2 separate regions of the Homo sapiens genome follow, and region 2 is linked to region 1. The links are chromatin contacts, found by Hi-C or POLR2A ChIA-PET in ENCODE. All regions are on one chromosome and are shown on one strand. Each heading gives the region's core, a stretch centred on a gene start or an enhancer-like site at or near the end of the contact. The rest is flanking DNA. Distances are from core to core; before and after follow the strand shown.

Evidence for each region. Hi-C counts contacts between places; a loop is a spot of excess contacts on that map. ChIA-PET counts read pairs that join two places held with the same protein, here RNA polymerase II (POLR2A). Pooled maps may share reads with other maps.
Region 2: a pooled map shows a loop between it and region 1 (2.0-fold over the local background). The contact joins two enhancer-like sites. A Hi-C loop is called at or near these places in 1 of 37 single-sample maps with no recorded cell type and 1 of 50 pooled maps. POLR2A ChIA-PET finds 5 or more read pairs at or near these places in 2 of 52 experiments (GM12878 and activated CD4-positive, alpha-beta T cell).

What each region holds. Positions count from the first base shown.
Region 1 is chr5:95,807,313-95,810,402 of GRCh38, reverse strand. No RefSeq gene overlaps it. Among named protein-coding and RNA genes, the nearest start is that of GLRX, 14 kb to the left of the region's middle. RefSeq lists enhancers at 1,127-1,206, 1,627-1,716, 1,967-2,016. Within about 2 kb of position 1,527, at least 28 of the 41 ENCODE cell types and tissues checked have a DNase peak (open chromatin) inside an H3K27ac peak, as active enhancers do; they include GM12878, where a contact is called at or near this core.
Region 2 is chr5:96,868,885-96,871,974 of GRCh38, reverse strand. It overlaps a transcript of ERAP1 not described here. Among named protein-coding and RNA genes, the nearest start is that of ERAP2, 6.1 kb to the left of the region's middle. Within about 2 kb of position 1,419, at least 4 of the 41 ENCODE cell types and tissues checked have a DNase peak (open chromatin) inside an H3K27ac peak, as active enhancers do; they include GM12878, where a contact is called at or near this core.

The sequences.
Region 1 (3,090 bases), core at 278-2,777:
TTCTATAGCATTTATCTTTTTTTTGAGATGGGGTCTTACTCTGTCATCCAGGCTGGAGTGCAGTGGCACAATCTCAGCTCACTGCAACCTCTGCCTCCTGGGCTCAAGCAATCCTCCCACGTTCAAGCGATTCTCCCACCTCAGCCTCCTGAGTAGCTGGGACCACAGATGCACACCTCCATGGAGGCTCACCTAATTTTTTGTATTTTTGGTAGAGACAGGGTTTCATCTTGTTGCCCAGGCTGATCAACACTCCTGAGCTCAAGTGATCCACCTGCTTTGGCCTCCCAAAGTGCTGAGATTAGAGGCGTGAGCCACCACACCCAGTCTATCTTTTAATATATGGTATGATTTATTTAGTTTACTGTCTCTTCACTATTAGAATATAAGTGCCTTGAGGTCAGGGATTGGTGTCTATTTACCGCTGTATCTGCAGCATCAAGACTGCTTGGCAGATAGTAGGCTCTTTCTTGAGTGAACAAATTAAAGAATAAATGAACAGGTACAGATCTGGTTGCCTCACTGGGAGATCCCCCAATTATTGGTTCCTGGACACCTTTTCTTTTGAGCCATTCAGTCTCTCCAGCTTCACAGCTGGGGGTTGGGCCTCATCCTCAGGGTTCTGGCTGCCAAGCAGGGAAAAGGGACTTGGCAGCTTCCTGGCCAGTGTGTAGACTCTCATGTAACCTCCTGTTTTCTGCCCTGCTCCTTGCTGAGTAATTCCGTGTGATCTGCAAGGATAGAAAGAATGATCTTTCAAAGAACATGGAGAGAGATTGGCAATAGGGGCTGGCAGAAAAAAACAGCAAAAATTAACCACCAAAAAATTCACAGCCAAAGCTCTACTCTTTCTGTTTACTGAAGAAAGCAAGTGATCCAATCTCCTGCGAATGTTGTTGATTTTAATAACCACCTTCTCTGCTTCCTCCAACCTGGCCCTTTGGGCTAGACTCCAGACAGCCATTTCTTCCAATTCAAGGCTGTCCAAAGATGCCCCTTAAGGAGAAAGAACTGGTAAATTCTTAAACTGATGGTAAATTCCTAAACTGGTGGTAAATGGATCTATGTGGCCCAGACCACACTATTTATATCCCCAGTGAGTATTATTAGGTCGTTATCTTGACATTTGGTTGCCAGAGAAAGCCATGCTCCCTAATTTACTACACCATAATAATTGTTCACAGGTCGTGGGAAATATTGTAAAGAACTGGGATCCTGAGATATTTTACTTAGAGTTCCTTTCTTATATTAATAGGGGTCTTCTTACCAAATACACCGAATGTTTGAAGGGGAAGAATTTAATCCTGCTCATTAGGGGAAGAGAATTCTGGCCTGGTCCCTTTAAGCACAAGGGATATTTAAAAATGGGTCTATATTTATGCACAAGTTTATACTTCCTGTCTCCAGGCGACTTTTCTGGTGAGCTGTGCAGAGCTGAAGGTAGGAGAGAGAGGGGAACTAGGAGAGCCAATGACGGCACAGAACATCGTGCAAGCTGGGGCTCTGGGGTTTTTTACGGACTCTTCCAGCGCACTCAACTCCTCCCTCCTAGTTGGCGGGGCTCAAGCCTCTGGGGACCTGCAGCTGAGCTTTCTCAGAAGCAAGAAGAGATGCCTCCTTCCTATTCTCTTGTGTGCCTTGTGAAACTTAAAACATTTCATATGTAAAATTACAAGCTGTTTATGGGGTGGAGATTTTGCGCTTCCTCCCATTATTAAGTCATCCTTGAGAACTGAGTGTGGATGATCTTTAACACAGTCTGCCCAGGGTTCTAGCCAGATGTGTTAAATGGGGACCAAAGGACCCACTCTGGGAATGGAGGACCAGCAACTCCTGGGAAGACAGAATTAAAGAGCACGGCTGGAACCTGTGGCCACGGGGGCTGTCCCCCGACATCTAGAATGCGACCCTTGTGTAGAGCTGACTCTGGGTGCCTTCATCCAGCCCCCTGCATAGAAGATCTCCTTTAGCCTCATCAAATCAGTCACTGTGTGATTAAAAAGTTCAGGGGGTGGCAGGGACAGCTGCCCCCAGAAAGGGAACAGTGTGGGCATCTCCAGACAGGTAAACCACAGGAAAACCAAGGAGCCCTAGTTCTCCTCTCCATCCAGGAAGCCTTTAGCTGGCAGCACAAGGGAGGGGCGGCCACACCTTAGGTTATTTTTGAGTCCGTTTCCCCACCCCTGTGTGAAGGTGTGGCCCAGTGGCAGATAGACTGTCCTTAATCTAACCAGAGGAATCCTCCTCCTCCAAGTGAGAAAAGGAGCAAAGGATGCAAAGCGCCCCTTCAACACTCCTTGAGCTGGAAGGAGAAGAAAAATCTCTCCTCCTTTACAGGAATTTGGTAAGTGAGGGATAAGTGATCCCCACTAAGGAGCATGAGCTTTAGTACAAGGACTTTTTCTCCTCTGATTGAGCCGCTGTGTACTGTAGAACTCTGGTGAGGAGCGGTCCTCAGGCCTATTGAAAGGATCAGAGAATACACATATCCTGTTTTCCATTGTGTATGCATAAAGAGGTACGAGTCTACAAAGCTTCAACTGCATCTATTTTTTCCTTTTTTTTTTGAGATGGAGTCTTGCTCTGCCATCCAGGCTCGAGTGCAATGGCACCATCTCAGCTTACTGCAACCTCCGCCTCTCTGGTTCAAGCAATTCTCCTGCCTCAGCCTCCCAAGCAGCTGGGACTACCGGTGTGTGCCATGGCACCCAAGTAATTTTTTGTATTTTTAATAGAGACAGGGTTTCACCATATTGGTCAGGCTGGTCCCGAACTCCAGACCTCAAGTGATCTGCCTGTCTCAGCCTTCCCAAGTGTTGGAATTACAGGCATGAGCCACCATGCCTGGCCCTTTTCCAATATTTCGATAAAGGTGAACAGCTGATTTACCCAGTTAGAAGTTTTTCCTGGTTTATTTTCTGTGTGGCGGCAGCAGCAAGGAATAAAATATAAACTCAGTTCAAGGATAACTGCCATGTACATATAATTATCTATTCAAAATATTTAATTTACTTTTTTAAAAACAGTATTCCAGCATTCATAGTAGCTTTTGACCAATTCTGCTTTTTCAGTTGATGGCAAAAACACACC
Region 2 (3,090 bases), core at 170-2,669, 1.1 Mb before region 1:
CAAAATATGAGAAATGGGGGTAGGGAGGGGAAATTCACCTAGTAAATGCAATCTATAGCTTCTTTTAAACTCATTCAGTTGTAACAGAAAATGAAAACATGTATTCTCAGAATTTTAAATCAGTAACTGACAGGAAGATGGTTTTTCAAAAATGGTTATCTTTTGCAATGCCTTCCACAAAGCACTTACTGAAAACAAAAACAGAAAAATGCCGCCATAAAAATCTGATGTTGTTAAAGTGGAACAGAATATTAGACAAACTTGACATTGAACAACTGCTATTTTACAGCATTAAAAATTTTTATTTAGTAGCCAAATGAAAAATGCTGGTGCCTCTGTTATTTTCTTTCCAATTACAGATTATTTAAATAACTGATGACACATTCTCAAACAGGAAAAATGATGGCAAAATAAACCAGGGTGATTCTGAGCTTGTTAAATATTTTGAAAGTAAATTTGCATGCTTTCAACCAACCGATTAAAACCAACTGATTAAACCAAATCAGTAATGTTTTGGCTTCTCCCCTACTTAAAAATTTAACTAAAAGATCTAAAAAAACTTTTGCTTCTGGCCAAGATAGAGTAGGGACTCTGATTTATTCTCCTGCTTAAAACAACCAAAAAAAGATGAACAAAAGACAGTTTACAAGACAATGAATATCAGGCAACCCAAGACAGCAATCCCTGGAGAGAAGGAAACAAATAGGCAAGCTCTGTGATTTTCCCAGCTTTCTGCCTTGAGAGAGGTTCCAGGCTGCTTTGCAGGGAGACAGAACTAAGGCAGAGCCCAGCAGATTCTTTGAGTTGAGGAGATGCAGATGAGATTCTGGGAGAGCAAGGAAACCAGAGTTCATAGGATGAATACCAAAGAGGAGAGAGCTGCAGAAAGAGACGAACGGTGTGTGGGAGGGCAGGCTTTGGAAACCTGCTGAGGATTTTCCTGGAGTATTCTGCTGATCAATGATCAATATGCACATGAGCAGAAAATAAACGTTGCCAGAAACTGAACCACTGAAAAGGATTAGTGGGAACAAAGCCTGGTGCTTGCACAGAGACAGAAGTAGTGCTTGTGCCTACCCATCAAACTGGAGAACCTCAAGATGAATGGGCCAATGGGTAGAGTGTGCTAAAGTGTCTTACCTCAGTAGTGGGGAGCAGATAAGTCTCTGCTCTGGTCCTGCCTAACAAATCTTAAAAGCAGGATCCAAAAGGATGAAACTTCTCAAGTAACTTATCTGTGTTCCAGCACAAAACTCAATAGCATAGTAATAAAAGAAAAATCCACCACCCAACTAGGCAAAAAGCTTGGTGGTGATTTTTGAACCAACTGGGTTTATTAACTCACTACATCAAGGGAAAACACCCTGGGGAGCCCTGGGGCATCTCAGAAAGAGAGTGTCAGAAAGGGGTCATTATGGGATGTTATAGGTGATTTGCATGAGAGTTTCATGGGGCAGGGCTTCGTTTTGGTTTAAATGTTCTAAGAAAGTGGGGGTGATTCTATGATTTCGTATCTTATTAAGAGATTAGACAAAGGCTAAGGCTGAAATTGGTGAAGAAACAGCAGTCATTCATATTAGCCAGGACCTGAAGATGTTTGGTCATTTTTGTGGTTTGGACAACGTTCATGTTTGCCTGTGTTCAGACATGATTATGGAGTTGGCTTGTGTTTGTCTTGATCCATCAGAGTCACAAGAGTGGTTGTGTCTGATGTTCATATTCCATGAAATTGTTTGTGTTCAACAGGAGAACACTGAGGTCTGGCTGTGAGTGCCCATTCAGCTCCTGGCTGTCAGAGACTGCCTTTCTCATTACTCTCAGCAGCTCTCAGATTTTGCAGCCCCTGGTCCTACTATCAAAAGCTTAGTCTGCCTCTTGGTTTCCTCTTCCAAATCTGCAAATGCCCCTGGGGAATTTCTGGAATCCCTCGTTCACCTCTTTGGGTTTCCAACTTTTCTAGAATCTTAGCTTAGTAATTCTTCACTATCTTTTTAGACTTTTATGCTTTAAAGATCTTTTTCTATTTTGTCTGTGTTTACAATTGTCTTCAGTGGGAGGGTTGGTCCAATTACATACTGTGCCATTACAGCAAAAGGCAGCACCCTCCCCCATCCCTGTCCCACTTGCAGATTTCCCTAAGCCTCCAAAAAGGTTTTTCTGGGCCTTTTGCCTGGGCACCCATCCTCTTCTCCGAACCATTTCAATGTGGATAGATGTCTGATCACCTTACAATAGCTCCACAGTCTTCATGGTCAGATTATTGAGGAGTTTTCACTAGACTTATGTTTAGGCTTCCCTAATTCAACACTCTTCGTTTCCTTCAGCTGTCTTCCTAACTCTCCAGAGCCATTTGACAATGTTTTTTGATATTTGAATACAGCAAAAAACCCCAAGCCCTTTGTTCCAGACAGATTGCTCCTTCTACCATCCTTTTCTATAAAAATCCTGAATCTACCTGTTATTTTCTAATAAATCTGTAAACTAAATAAATATGAGTGGGCTCATGGTTGTACTTTGGAAATATGTTGAGTAAGCTAATTCTCAACTTTCATCCAGGAGTAAATAGAGTCTTCTTCTTTTCATGAGTGTCCTCTGTTTGTACCTCTCTGAAGCCAACACTTGGTATAAAACTAGTCAGTGGAGGGTAGAGGGTGATGGGTACATACTTTTAAATAAGCAGTTATCAACTAGAGAAGTTATGGATTACAGCCTTCAGGCCATGATGTACAGTTTACCACCTAGCTTTCTGAATTTTATTGACTAATAAGACAGGTCACTCTATCTTCAGAGCAAAGCAACTCTGTGTAACCCTAGCTATGCATTTTAAATTACAATCAGTGTCATCTAGTAGCCAACCAACAAGTTCTCTTGAGCGAAGAAAGCAAAAGCAGCAGGAGCTTCATCTAGTGGTAACAAGTGTAACTGCAGAGACTCCTGTGTTGTAGAGCTAACACTGTGCAAACACACATCTTGAGGCAAATCACACAATCCAAAAAGCAATAACATTCTACGAGTATACAACCCAGACTTAAGATAATCAGATTTATAGGTAGGCTTGGATTTCGATATATGAAGTTGAGGACTGGGGGT